Regions from separate parts of the Mus musculus genome. Here region 2 is linked to region 1. Evidence: chromatin loops called from intact Hi-C (ENCODE). Cell type or tissue: heart. All regions are shown on one strand. Links, peaks and the distances in the headings refer to the core of each region. The heading gives the core; the rest is flanking DNA.

The links. Peaks named below come from ENCODE experiments on the same cell type or tissue, not always from the same donor. Only the 100,000 strongest peaks of a DNase experiment are listed, where the experiment ranks them.
Region 2: a loop joins it to region 1, with 1.8 times the contacts of the local background. A loop is called at or near these places in 1 of 42 quality-filtered maps.

What each region holds. Positions count from the first base shown.
Region 1 is chr15:73,001,712-73,009,180 of GRCm38, forward strand. All of the region lies in intron 7 of Trappc9 (trafficking protein particle complex 9), which reads right to left. Among named protein-coding and RNA genes, the nearest start is that of Gm31665, 33 kb to the left of the region's middle. In heart, for the core only: no CTCF peak of the experiment used is centred there; no DNase peak of the experiment used is centred there; H3K27ac peaks cover 425 bases.
Region 2 is chr15:72,848,401-72,855,869 of GRCm38, forward strand. The region is part of intron 16 of Trappc9 (trafficking protein particle complex 9); the gene reads right to left. Gm41343 (a long non-coding RNA gene) reads left to right here. Exons shown (of 3, transcript XR_001781663.2): 3 at 320-434. Among named protein-coding and RNA genes, the nearest start is that of Gm41343, 20 kb to the left of the region's middle. In heart, for the core only: no CTCF peak of the experiment used is centred there; a DNase peak (open chromatin) is centred at 4,011; H3K27ac peaks cover 911 bases.

The DNA of each region.
Region 1 (7,469 bases), core at 1,267-6,266:
CAGCCTCAGTACCCCATTTTTCATGTTACATGTGTTCTGTTACCCCACTATCTGACTTCCTAAAAAGTCCTCCTTTTCCCTTTCCCTTGGCCTTTGTAGTTTCCTGAACTCTCCCTACACTCCTGCATGTGCACACATATGCAGTAATTAGAAGGCAGGGTCGGCATATGAAAAAGAACATGTGCTGTGTGTCTTCTGGGCCTGGGTTACTTCATTTAATATTTTCTAATTCCATCCATTTTCTTGCAAATGACATAATTGTATTATTCTTTCCAGCTGAACAGAACGAAGCTGAGTATGTGTGCTGCCTTTTCCTTATCTGTCAGCAGGCGATGGGGATCTAGGCGGGTCTGTTTCCTTGATGCTGTGAATAGAGCATCTGTAAGCACAGGCGTGCAGGTAACTCTCTGCTAGGATATTTTATGTATACGCCAGGAGTGACAAATCTGGGCTATATGGTAGTTCCTTCTCTAGTGTTTGAGAACCCATACACACTGATTTCCATAGTTGCTATACCAATTTACAACCCCACCAAAGAGTCCTTCCTCTTTCCCCATACCACCCCCAGCATGTGCTGTCGCCGCTCCTGAGTGGCACGACATGGAGTGTCCGAGTGGTTTTCTCTTGCATTGCCCTTCTGAATCTGGAGGTTGAAAGCTTTCTAAAATGTTTACTGGCCGTTTGTATTTCTTCCAGCAGCCCTGTTCAGATCATCAGCCCATTTCTGATTGGCTGCTTGGGTTTGATGTTTAACCTTACATATTTCAGAACTTAAGCTCTGTCTAAAGCATGCTGGGAAGGGCTTTCTCCCACTCTATAGACTGTGTCTGTTTGCCCTGATGATAGTTTCATTTGCTATACAGAAGCCTTTTAATTTCATGTTATTCATTTGTCAACTTTTGGGGTAACTCCCTTTGAGTTGGGGTTCTAGTCACAAAGTTCTTGCTTATACCGATATCTTAACATACTTGTCCTGTTTTCTTCTAGCAGCCCCAGTGACTCATTCTTTGAGATATTTGATCCACTATGAATTAATTTTTGTGCAGGACAAGAGGTGCAGCCCTAACCTCATTTTTCTGAGGGTGAGGATCAAGTCTCTGCAGAATGACTTGTTGACACCTTTGTCAAAATCTAGACACCCATGGCTGTGTAGGTTTATGTCTGGGTCCTTTATTATGCTCCATTGGTCTACATGTCCATGTCTGTACAGCACCATACTGTCTTTGTTACTATGGCTCCGTAGTAGAGTTTGAAGTTGGGTACTGTAGTGCCAGTATTCTTTTTTTCCTGGGATCACTTTGGCTGTCTTTTCTGTTCCTGTATGAATTTTAAGGGTTTTTTTTTTCTAGTTCTGTAAAGAACACTGTTGGAATTTTGATGGAAAATAGCACTATAGAGACTTTAATGTATACACTGAACTTGCCCTCTACATCCCAATGTGATCTCAGCACTTGAAAGAAGGTCGGGCACTCAGAGCCTTAACACTGCCCCCCCCCATGACTGTCATCAACCAGAATGGTGAGTGCCTGCTTAGCTGACACGCAGGTCATAAAAACACATATAGGTGGATTCAGGCTCAGGCAAGACAGATGCACACTGGAAACTTCCAACAGCTCATAAAAGCTACAGTTAGCACACACTCCCTAAGAGCCTAATGCACTAAAGCATGAGAGAGCATTAGGGGGACAGTAGGGTGTACACTGTGTGTGGATAAGCCTATGGGAGGTGCAGATGTTGCTGAGTGCTGTGGGGGCAGTGGAGGGGAGATAACAGGCCACGTGAGCTAGGGCAGGCAGGGGAGGAAGTTGCAACAGGGAAATAATAGCCCTAACTTGTCACAAAGCTGTGAGCAGCCCATTTAAAGTGCTTTAGCCATTTATCCTAACTTCTCAATAACTGCTAGCTGATAAATGCTAATATTATGACTCAATGAACGTAATGTGTTTAACACACAGCATCAGCCTCTGACTCTGTGGGGTGATTAATGATCCAGACTGCTCCATTATTGTACTGAGCACAAACCCTTGATATACCAGATCTCCACTGCTGTGGTTATTGGGTAAAATTACCTTCTTGGACGTCAATACCCACCCCCTGCTCCTGCCTCATAGGCCCCTGGACCTGAAGACTGTCTGGTGCTTATTATAATACCCCCAAAACAGAGGCTTGTATAGACTCAGGCGCCAGATCAGTGTCAACTGACAAGCAGAATGAGAAATACACGTTGCCTCTACTACCTGGTGAGCACAGACCAACGACTTGTGCGTTCTAACCTCTGCCGGTTTGCCTAAGATGCTCCATGCAATTCCTGGCCCCTGCTGGCCTTGTCTCCCACCACCTTGTCCTGCACAGCCCTCAGCTAGTAACAGGCACAGCAGGGTTCCTGTAAAGCTCCCGATTCTGTTTCCTCCTTCAATTCTTCATTGCCTTGGCAGCAACAATGTATCTTATTCATCCAAGAATCCTTAATGCCTGGCAAGAGGCCTGGGGCATGATGGGTACTTAACTAGCGTGTGGGTCAAGATGAGTCTTTTGCCAGAAAACTCCCCTTCTGTTTTAGATGGGCACAGGCAAGCACGTCAGCATGAAGTGGCATGGCTCCAGGGATTTGCTGGGTGCTGGGCTCGCTTCCGCTGTTTCCTCCAGTCCCTGTATATTTAGGATACTTCATAATAACATATCAATTGAAAACCTGGAAGCGGACCCAGCACCCACACAAACACCTCCACAGTACATCCCAGGATGTGACCTATCTTCCAGAAACTTCCTGGAATCTATACAACGGTGACAACATCTTGCACTCAGAAGGAGAGTGGCGAATGAAACACATCCCTGCCATGTTTCCATCTGGTCAAAGGGGTTAGGACCAAACATTACAACAGAAGAGAATTTTAGGAGGCTTAAGGGTCTATGCTATGACTAAGCCAGTCATACCTTCAAAAAGCCCCAATTATCATTCATCTCAGCCAAGAGTTCTTTCTCGTGTAAGGAATCACTGACTATCACTTGGTTATTTTTCCAAATGGGTAATGGTTCAGTCACTACCACAGGCTCACATGAGTAAGACCTCCCCCCCCAGGGGGTGGGGTGGGGTGGGGCGGACTTGCTCAACAGTGAGCCCTGAGCACATGGGACCTCCTCTGTGGCCTTCCTCCTATAAAACACTGAAGCTTTCGTAAAGACAGATTTGCAGCATTTGACTCATGTCATCGAAGTTCAACACTCAGGCTTTGACAGCTGCCATTCAGCAAATCAGTTCTGAGGCTCTTTCAGAAAAGTTCCTCGGCAACATTCACCCTTTCCTTCAGGAAAAGGCTGAGCAAAAAGCAAGATGGAGAAACCTTCTCACACCACAGCACAAATAAGATTAAGATAGAAGATGTGGTCCCGTAAGCCAGCAAATACACAGAGCACATGAGCTCAGAGCAGAGGAGCTGGGTCGAGCCTCTACAGCCAGCCAGCGAGAACGCTCAGCTCACAAACAAGACAGAAGCCACGTCTGAACCTGAGAGATCTGACAACCTGGCTTTTATTCACGAGTACAGGGTTTTGGTAGATTTCCATTTAATTCTCTGAGAAACGTTTGAAGTGGAAATGGGACTTAGAGTGGTTTTTATTGTCTAGAAATGCTGCCAGCTGACATTTACCATTTTAACTATATTGGTCCTCACTCATGAAATAATGGCAAATGTCCCCTCCCAAAACAAAAGTCCAAATAAAAAGGACAGAATCACCTGAATTTTTCAAAATAAATTATGTTCCGCTCTCCAGCCTTGCAAACGGCAGGGGACAAGTATAGCAGCTGACCACAGCGCTGTGTTGCCCGCTTGCTGGCTCCGGCCCTTCATCACTGGTATTCACAGGGACACCTCCAGCAGGATGCAAAAGACAAAGGGACTGGCACGGAGGACCTGGCAGGATGCTGGAGAGGTAGCATTGAATAATCGCAAGAAGTGCCAGAGGAGGAAGGGCAGGCAAGCGTTCGGGAGACAGGTAAACAAAGGAAGTCCATCCAGGTGGAAGCAACATTGGAATTCTCAGAAGAAAACAGCACCCAGCTGGAGGGTGCCAACGAGGCCAGGCAGGTGAGGACAAAGGGTGAGTTCCTGGGAAAAAGAAGAGCTACCAAGGACCTCAGATGCTGTGTTCTCAGATAGGCCCTGTAGACTCAAGACAACTCTGAGTGTGGCTTTGCACAAAGCCCCAGTGATTTTAGCCTGAAGCCAGCCCAGAGTAAAGGTCAAAGATGCCAAGGGAGATAACAGAACAGCCATTCCAGTCTTGCCTGGAGTCTCCTGAAAGCACACCAGATGAAGGTCTTGTTCACAGGGCATGTCTCGACATGTTAAATCACCTTCCCACCTCTCTTAAGTGATCATTTGGAACTTCAAAAACTCTCCTTCCTCTCTTTCCTGGCTCTACCCTTAGCACATCAAACCCCTGCAGCATACGACAAAGTCCGCCTGGACACTTAACAACCCTTTTCTCTTCTGCCAGTACCTCTAATTCTCTGATTGTTCAGAAGCCTCTGCTCTCATCGCCAATCAACACCATCAAGCCCACAGGAGGGCCACACCAGTAATGGACTTCAGCTCAGCTGGATGCTGGCCTTAAAGGCTCTTGATACTCAGCCCATACCACTTTCATGCCATCCTGGGGAAAGGTCAGACAACTTCACCCAACCCTCTCATAAGCCAGTGTCCCCAAGATCCAGACACACGGAGAACATGAGGTAACTTGGCCAAGCTTATACCGTTGGTAATGGCGTCCTGGACTTCCATCCCTTCATATGTATGATGCTCACAGTACCTCCCATTGTGGGAAACAGGTTAGTCACATCAAAACTAACTATGTTCAGTAACTCTCAGAAACAGGTTAGTCATTTCAAAGTATCTCCAAGAGGCTGGCCACAGCCTGCCTTAATGTGGGTCAGACAGGTGCCCCGAGCGTGTGCAGCCACAGGCTTGAGGTCTAGCAAGGCTGGAGATGGGCCAGACTCACCCAGCCCTGGAGGGAGCAGAAGCCAGGCAAGCCCAGCCCAGATGCCCTGCACAGACCATCACTCTGCATGGCAGCTGCTCTAAATCCCACAGAAAGAACGGGAACTAGCACTTCAAAGTGAACAGCTCCTTTTCTGTAATATCCAAAAAGGGCTTTTGTTTTTTGTTTTTTTTTAACAAATAGAAAAAGTCCCTGACTGCCATACTTCACATCAAGATACAGTAACTAAGGCAGTGTGGTTTTGGCAACTAGTCAAATGAAACAATTGATAAGGAGAATGCAGAAATACGCTCACAATCAACACAGCTCTGACAAAGGAGCACAGAGACCCAACAGAGCAAAGATGGGCCTCCCAGCAGACCAGCCTGAGACTCGGGATGGCCACCAGCTGAGCAGTACATCAAGATGCTAACGGTGGGCTTCACAAATAGTACACCAAAATGGGCCTCCAATAAGGTAGAAGGTTCTACATGTTTATAGAACCTCTTTGGGTTCTATGAAACTTTCCCTACAAGTTGATAAGTGAAAAAGGTGGGTGGCATTTGGTAGAGTAACAGAAGTTTAGATACAGCTCCAAAGTCACTACTCATGAGAAAAAAAAAGAAAAAGAACTGACCAAGTAGATGGCATTAAAACTGAAAATTGCATTTTGGCAGCTAAGCTACCAAGAAGAGGAAAGAACAAGAAGCGCGCTGGAAGAAAATATTTGTCAAAAGTATCACTAAAGGGCTGTTCTGCATATTATGGAAGCAGAGAACAAACAAACAAACAAACAAATAAAAAACCTGTTTTTTAAATGGGATCACCAGAAGAGACATTCCAACCATAAATAAACATAGGAAGAAATGCTCAATATACTTGCTAGAAAACTGTAAATTAAAACAAGATTCTACCACACACCATAGTCCAGAACACTAATGGTACTGTACTGTAGTCCAAAATACTAACAGTTTTGTGTGTCAACTTGACACAAGCTGGAATTTGTGTCACACAGAAAGGAGCTTTCCTTGAGGAAATGCCTCCATGAGATCCAGATGTAAGTCATTTTCTCAATTAGTGATCAAGGGTGGGAGGGTCCATTGTGGGTGGTGCCATCCCTAGGCTGGGTTCTATAAGAAAGCAAGCTGAGCAAGCCAGGAGAAGCAAGCCAGTAACATCCTTCCATGACCTCTGCATCAGCTCCTGCTTCCTGACCTGCTTGAGTTCCAGTCCTGACTTCCTTTGGTGATGAACAGCAATGTGGAAGTGTTAGCTGAATAAACCCTGTCCTCCCCAACTTGCTTCTTGGTCATGATGTTTGTGCAGGAATAGAAACCCTGACTAAGACAGGTACCAAATGCTGGCCAGGACACTAAGCAATGGTAACTGTCACCCACTGCCTTGGGGAGTGAAAAATGGTACTACACTTGGGAAGACAATTTATCAGTTGCTTACAAACTTGTGCCATATGACACAGCCACCGTGGACACTGACCTGGCAGGTGAATGTGCCCACACAGACTCTTCCCATTGGCGTTTATGGCTGCTTCAGACAACCAGGATGTGTGAGGTGAGTATACACATGCCTGATATCATTTTGCAGAGAAGAAAGGTGTGAAGACCATGAAAGGATGTGTGGCTAAAGGGGCCTGGGGGCGAAGAAGAGTGCAAGAGAGCTTCGGGAAGGGACAACTACTTCATGTGACTCTGTAATGATGGATCCATGTCACCAAACACTGGTCAAAACCCAAAGACTGTCCAGCACCAAGAGTGACTCTGATGTGAGCTGTGGACTTCAGCAAAGGACAGGCTATATTGGGTCATCAGTTGTAGCAGATGCTCCACTAGTGGGGCCTGCTAGCAGGTGGGGAGAGCCATGCCTCTGCCCTGCACTGCATGATCAAGTTTTCTGTGGATCTGCAGCTGCTTTGAAAAATAATGGCTTTTTAAAAAATTGTATTTTTATGTATGAAAGTGTTTTCTGCCATGTATGGATGTATACCATATGTGTGCCTGGTGCCTGTAGAGGCTAGGGAGTGTAGGATCCCTTGGAACTGGAGTTACAGGTGGCTGGGGGCCATCATGTAGATGCTAAATAAACTGAATGTATTTGGTTTTCTGCAAGAGCAGCAAGTGCTTTTAACTACTAAGACATCTTGTCAGCCTCATGCCTATCTTTTTTTTTTTTTAACAAAACAAAATCATACAGAGGAAAGTGAATTGATGGAAAATAATAAAAGTCTTGTGTGCTCTGTATTTGTGCCAATGGGATGGCTCAGGGGGTGAGGAAGCCCTGCTGCCAGGCCTGATGACATGCTATCCCGGGACCCACAGAGTGGGGGGAGAGGACTGACTCCTGCAAGCCATCCTCTGACCTCCACATGCAAGCTGTGGCACATACACAGAGAGAAATACATAATTATAACGTCTTGAATTAAGAAGACTCGCTTTCAGAGCTGCTACTAGTGAAGGAGACATAAAAATAACCCA
Region 2 (7,469 bases), core at 1,136-6,135, 150 kb before region 1:
TACCATGCCCAACTGAGGTTTATTACTATTCAGATGATGCTATCGCTCGGAGGTGGCTTGAATGAGAATTCAAATGAGAATATTTGAATGCTTGATTCCCAAACCATGAACTGCTTGGAAGAATTAGAAGATGTGTCCCTTGCTGAAGGACGTATCTCTGAGGGTGGGGTCCGAGGTTTCAAGAGCTCATACCAGGCCAAGTCAGTTTCTCTCTGTGTCTATCTCTGTGTCTGTCTGTCTCTCTCGTGTGCGCGTTTGTGTGTGCACGTGCGCACACGTGCGTGCATATACACTCACTTCTTTCTGTGTGTCCCTGCAGATGAGGATGTAACGCTTTCAGCTGCTTCTCTAACACCATGCATGTGTGCTTCCCATCATGATGCTGAGCATCCAAACGTGTAAAGAGGCTCCCGATTAAATGCTCTCTTCTCTGAGTTGCCTTGGTCATGGTGTCTCTCTGCAGCAACAGAACGGTGACTAAGACACTCTCAAAGCAAAATAAAGATTGAACACATTATCTACCAAAATCCCAGCAGAAGGTGGTGTTAGTTTGGGGGATTTTGTTTTCAGAAGCAGAAACCTGGTGGACGTGAACAGGAAGGACACCAGGCAGGAAAAACAACATGGAAAACTCAGCACAGATGAGGGTCTCTTGTTTAAAAAAAAAACAAAAACAAAAACAAAAAAAACCTTAAAATCTGGGTTCTGCCCCTTGTACCACAAAAACAAAGAAATAAAGAAGTCTTACAAAGGTAAATAGAAAAGGATCCAGAATTTCAACTAATAGAGCAGCTTTGCCAGCCACCATGGTGTTTTAAAGTAGCATCCTCAAAACTTGGCCAGTATGAATAGAAGTGCTTCTACTGAACACCGGAGCTGTTTCTGAAGTCCCTGCTGATTTTGCTTCTGGGAAACTGACACCAGATAATTTAGGCAACTATTGTTGTTTGTTTGTTTGTTTACATTGTGCACAATGTAGCCTCAGCCTCCCAAGTGCAGGGATTTATAGATCAGAACTACCACAACCAGTTTAGGCAACCTTTTAAAGACTGGAAATATATAAATCTTGATATTTCACCAATAAAACATTGATGAAGAAAGTACATATTCCTGAACACCCTGGCCGGTGCTACAAAGTCTGATTAGCCTCTTTCTAAATGAATGAATGAGTGAAGCACTTTTGCAACACTGAATGTCAAGATGGATGCCCAAGGAGAGCCCGGATCATCTCTGCTCCTCAGGTACCCACGGCTGTCTAGATGTTCTCAAAAGTGGCCCTAGGCACCCTGGAGTCATTTTACTCCTATGGGTCAGTTCCTTCCCTACTACAAGTGGTATTCACCAAGATTCTTTCTCAAACACACGTGAAAAAAGAGACTATGCATGTTAGCCATTTGTAGCCCTTTAAGATTGCCTGAAAGCCAAGAAGCACTCAGTGGTACATACACCCCCTGCTCACAGACCCCATGCTGGGCTGGGTTGTCTCCCTAGTCCCAATACTGCTAACATTGAGTCCTTGGATCCACCCCATGCCCTCTCTCCAAGCTTCTGCCTGCTGTTGCCTGGGAAGCTAGCCTCCACCTTCCACTCCATTTCACACAGTTTGGTTTATAAAAAGCTGAAGTTTCTAAGTTGACATAGAAATAGCTGAGTGAGCGTTCCTACTTAGAGGCAGTAAGCCCTGTGTGGGCATCCCAGTGAAGACTGCAAACTCCCAGGAAGGAGGAGAGGCTGTGACAAGGCACAGAAGCTTCAGGGTTTCTCAAATGAAACCTCCCTTAAGCCAGCGGGTAGACACACAATCCGCCAGTATATTAGTCCTCTTGGGAGGTGCTAAATACTTCTTAACTGATTTTTTTTTTAATCTATGCCAAAAGGCCATTAATTGTTTCCTGTTTTCATCCATTTGGTCTTCATTTGTCACTAAGAGCGCTGTACATCAGCAAAGCCCAGTCCCCATCCTCGTAGCAACTCACAGCCTGATGCTGCAGGCAGGGGAAACCAAGGGAACTACAACCTGTGTAGGCATCCGTGTGCCCAGGCAGGGTAGCAGCTGGGTGCCAGGTGAGGGAGGGCTGGGTTAGCTAGCAATCAGCCCCCCTGCTGCAGAATCCCTACCCGGTAATCCTCCAGCCACTCCTCCCAACCTGCTGCAGAATCCCTACCTGGTAATCCTCCAGCCACTCCTCCCAAGTTCTGAAACTGTGCTTTACATCCGAGGCACTGTTCACTCCAAAGACCTATGTTATCCGAGGCACTGTTCACTCCAAAGACCTATGTTTGCCAATTAAGGGAGAGGTTCTGAAGACAGAACAGATCTGTTTTGCCACTGTGGGTGGGGGCTGTATGTCTGAGAATGCATGTGCACAGGTGTGCATGCCACCTTGTCTCCACCGAGTGCCTGCAGTGGTGTGGCATTTAACAATGGTGTGAAAGGTTCTTTCCCAAATCACTGGCTGAAAGATAAAGGAGTTCAAAGACCCTCCCTACCAATTACAAAAGGACAAAGTGTTCCCCATTCAGATTCTACACAGAAACACCTTGTATTCTGCAATCCTCTGCCTCCAGATCCTTCAGCCCATTCACACAGCCATCTTCACAGAAGAAAAGTCACAGCATGGGAGATGGTAACTCCTAGCTCATGCCCTGTAGATATTCCTTGCCACAGCCACTGTCTCTGAAGCCTGGGGGTCTCCCCTTCCCCAAGCCATGGGCTTTTCTAGGTCCTACTTTTCTTTCACTTGACTGTACCAGTTAGTTATCAGTCGGTGAGGGTCGGTGCCAAATGGCTAATTGTCTATATCTCTGGCCAACATTTCCACTTTCTATTTATGATATTTACTTCATTCATCACTCTTAGCTCATCTGCCAACTATAAGCTGCTATGGGTAGAAGAACCAGTCAGGGTTCAAACGCCATGAGTGCCTCCTACTAAGGTGTGTTGAAGGCACGAAGAACTGGGAATTCCATTTAGCCATGGCTCTCATCTTTCTGTGTGGAATCCATGAGCCCTTCCAGACATCAGGTCTGTACATGCCCTAAGGAGTGCTAGCTCAAGGTCTGCTGTGTGAATTACCAGTGAATGAATGAATATTTGGAGGAAATACATACAATTTCTTTTCTTAATAACTTAGTAGCTGTATTGGGGAGACCGTGATAGAGAAACAAGAACAATGGATCTTTAAGAATGCTTGTCTATGATTTAAGCTTTGTTAGTGATGGGCAGTAGCTACAAAGCTATCTTTAGTATCATCTGCTTAAAGGGCAAGAATGGAGACCATCTGTTAGCGGCAATCACTTTTGCTGCCCATTCATTTATAAAGTATACATATTACTTAGGCATAAAATGCACTCCTTTTTTTTTTTAATTTTTGGTTCTGAGTACATATATGTCTTCACATGCCACAAAGCACCCTGGGGGGGAACAAAACATCCTATGGAGAGACTCTTCCCAACCAAACGGGTTAATGGTAACCATGGCAACTGCCTCCAAGAATAGCATCATCTGCAGTAGCATTCATGCTGGGACCGTCGACAGAATGGTTATAAATATACCTATTAGCAGCCTGAACTGAATCTTTAAACAGCACTGTTGGGAGAAAGGGTACCTAAAAATAGCTCCCACGCTTGCATTTGAAGACGTGTCCTCAGAAAAACCGCATCTTGTGCACATACTTTCACACACACAGGAAGATTTTTTTTTTAATTTTCTCTTTTTCTCTAACAATGGGCACCAAAACACTGAAGAAGCATGAGAGACAATGCAGAGCTTTATGGCCTTCTAATTTAATTGCCTCATTCCAAAAAACAGCCTCCACCCCCAAACAGAGCAGGCCAGACTTAGCAGTCAGCAGGTGACAGGCAGGGAAGGGCAAGGTGGCCCCAGAGCCTGCACAGCAGGGTGACCCACAGGCTCCACATACCATGCTCACAAGGAAGGCTGTTTCTGCAGTGACCTCACAGGAACACTGGAGAGAGATAACAGCTACTCCCAGCAAAGGGCCAGCCACTTCCCACATCCACATGATAGTCCTGTGCTTTGTCCACTCTATGCAAGCAATCGTCTCCAGTGTTCCTGAGGCTTTATTCACACTGTCCCTGAGGATGGCGAGTCTGCATACACGACAGGAAGTGAGAACCAGATGGTTACAGGCTTGAACTTTGGCTCAAACACATCATTACTTTTTTCGTATGAATAAATTAACATCTCCAGAGCTCATTTCTTTACTGCTGAAGAAGACTGGTAGAGACTTAGAGTACTGCTACAGGAAGTCAGGACAGAGAAATCTCAGTGCCCAGTACCAGGCATACCCACCCTATGAGTTTCCCTCCTTGCCTTGATCCCCTTCAACTCACAGACCCCAGCACTCTGAGAGCATGGGTCACAGTGCCTAAACAACAGATCTACAGAGCATGGCGCCCATCTGAAAAGCAGCTGCCAGTCAATGAGCTACCCAGGCATAGCATGGGTGGGACAGGAGAGGGAGGAAAGGAAGCCACACCTCTTAAGCATAAAGGTGCATGGCTATCTGCCCAGTAGTTATGAAAGATAAATATTATAAAACAATATTCTGTCACTATGTGGGGCCCAGGCATTGGTCAACCAAAGTGAAGCCAAACAGGCACAGCTTCCTGGTCACATCTTTAACTTGTGATCATCCTGGTCTCCACCCCGTGTGCTAGGTACCAGTACATCACAAGCCTGATAACAGCAGGACCACTTGACTCAGTCCTATCCCTCAGTTTGTCCTGTCTGTTCTTGGCTTCTCTTCTTATCATGTGAATTCTAATGTCAGCTCTTCCCATTGATTTTAAAAGCCTGGTTAGGGGGCTGGTGAGATGGCTCAGTGGGTTAGAGCACCCGACTGCTCTTCCGAAGGTCCAGAGTTCAAATCCCAGCAACCACATGGTGGCTCACAACCATCCGTAACAAGATCTGACCCCCTCTTCTGGAGTGTCTGAAGACAGCTACAATGTACTTACATATAATAAATAAATAAATAAATAAATAAATAAATAAATAAATAAAAAGAAAAAAAAAATAAAAGCCTGGTTAGGATTTTGTCATGAGTAAGCTGTGACTTGTGTAGCATTAGCATCAGGAGAGAAGAGAGGTAAGAAAACCTCTCCCCAAAGCTAAATACTGCATCCATGAACATGGTATACTATGGCCAGTCTACCTGGTCCACTCGTGTTTCATGCTTACCATTATATACCTCTCCTCAGAAAGGCGTTGGATGAATATTTGGGTTTCTGCCTTTCCAGTACTGTACAGAGCTGATTCACGAAGGGCAAGACCAGATTTCTAAGCTGGGTTTGATTGATATGCAATAATGAATTTTTTTTTTTAATTAAGAAAATCTGAATGCTACCAACACAGTCTGCACATAGATTCTTTCAGTTTTCCCCACAGTAAGTCCTCTCATCTGTTGATCAGGTCGGATTTGGTTACCCCATCTTAATCCATGTATATCATGTGTCTTTATCTTTCTTCCTGCATTTCTCCAGCCAGGACATAGTCACGTGGAGAAGACATGGTAGGCGCCCTTGACTTGTTCACAACTTAAGAGTTAAGTTGTCTTATTCAGGACTTCAGACATAAAGTGTCAAGTTTTACCATTAAATTTAACATTTCCTAAGGTTTTCAGATAGACAGCTTTTACAAGCCTAGTAATTTCTATGTTTGCCTTATTTTACAAAGGGGAAAAAAAACCAGTTGTGGACAAAGCAGATTTTACTGAGTTATTCTAAAACTTTAAATTATTACATTTTCCTTCAGACTGCTAGTATGATATGAACAACTTGTTCACAAAGAACCATCTTTGTTGCCTCTGAGACAAGTGCTCCCTAGTCATGGCATAGAATTCATTTCCTTTTCTACATAGGCTGGTGTGCCAATACTTCATCTTGGGCCTTCTTTTTTTTTTTTTTTTTTTCTTGGCATTATGTTAAAATTTTAGCCACCGATGAAACTCTTGGATCCAAAAGTCAGCTAACTGCCTCAGAGTTTGCCTTACTCCTAGGCTATGAAATGTTTACTTTGTTTTAGCTTGTCAGGTCATTTGGCTTTCTCCTTTTAAACTTCTCCTGTGAGATTTTAAACTTCTCCTGAGTTTCTCCTATGGCCTTTTGTGTCAAGAGCAATGATAGCATGAGCTTTCTGGATCACTTCAGCTGAAATTCCATGCTAACACTAGGGCTTAATTCCAACCTTACTGCCTTTCCTTGTTTCAAACCTTCACCTAAGCTTGAGACTTATCCCCTTAATTGAGACAATGACTCACGACCATACAACATGATCAACAAATCACTAAATGTTCAATATATGAGTTAAAAAATTTCAAAACCAAGGTTTCCCGGGCATAAAGAGTGAGTCTAAGGCCACAGTAGATGCCTATCTGCCCATCCATGGCACAAGAGCACCCAAGGAAGAATTGCCAAAGGACTGACATCCAAGTTTGAGGAGTGTGCATCAGTAATTCCCTGTGTTCAGCAAGACAGAAGGGGACACGTGTGCAGGAAATGGAGCGGGATGGAGACACATGCCTAACTCTTTTGAACTGGACTCAAACTCGAGCCGCACGAATTTCCATTTAAAATAACTTTAAATTAAATTTAGAGGAAAAAGGCAAGCCCCTGGTTCTATAAATTATGATACTCTGTCTTAATTTCCCTTTTAAATCCCCACCTTAACAGCATGGCTCATGCCAACCTCTCTGCTGGTACAAGGCTGTCCCATTGCTCTGACTCTCCATTCTTTGGCCACATAACTTAATATCCATAGTCTATGTTACTTGTTTGGTTTGGTTTGAAGAAAAAAACTGGAAATCAAAGCACCTATGGTATGATTTTAATAACTAAACAACTGCACCAGTGCTCAAGGAAGGGGGTTGTTGGACATTACCAATTTCGCCATTGCCATATGTGTGTGTTTGTTTGTATTATGGTAGTTTTGAGAAAAGGTCTCATACAGCAGCACAGGGTGGCTGAGGCTGACGATAGCCTTGAACTCCTGATCCTCCTGCCTCTACCTCCTAAGTGCTGGGTTACAGGTATACACTGCCACACCCAGCTTTTTCCCACTGGTCCACCGTTCCTCCTCTCATCTCTCAGCCATTATGCTTCATACTGCCCCAAAGTTTTAAACAAGTAAACATTCACTTCGTGTTCTGTCTACTTCCGGTCTTCTCATCTACTCTTGCTCTCCTGTTCTGCTCTCTTTGCTTCCAACTGCAGGATACCTCCAGGGGCAAGGGCGCGCTCACAGTCTGAATGCCTCTGCCACGCCAGCGATGCCTGCACCTCTAATTTAATATATATTTAAATGAATTGCTTTGTTTATTTATTTAGCAAGTGCAGTGGACACGCTCACAGCACACAGACAGATTCTCATAAGCGTCTAGATCTCTAGGCTGATGCTTCATCTAGGACTGCGACAGTAGGGCATAATCAAGTCACAGGAGGCACTA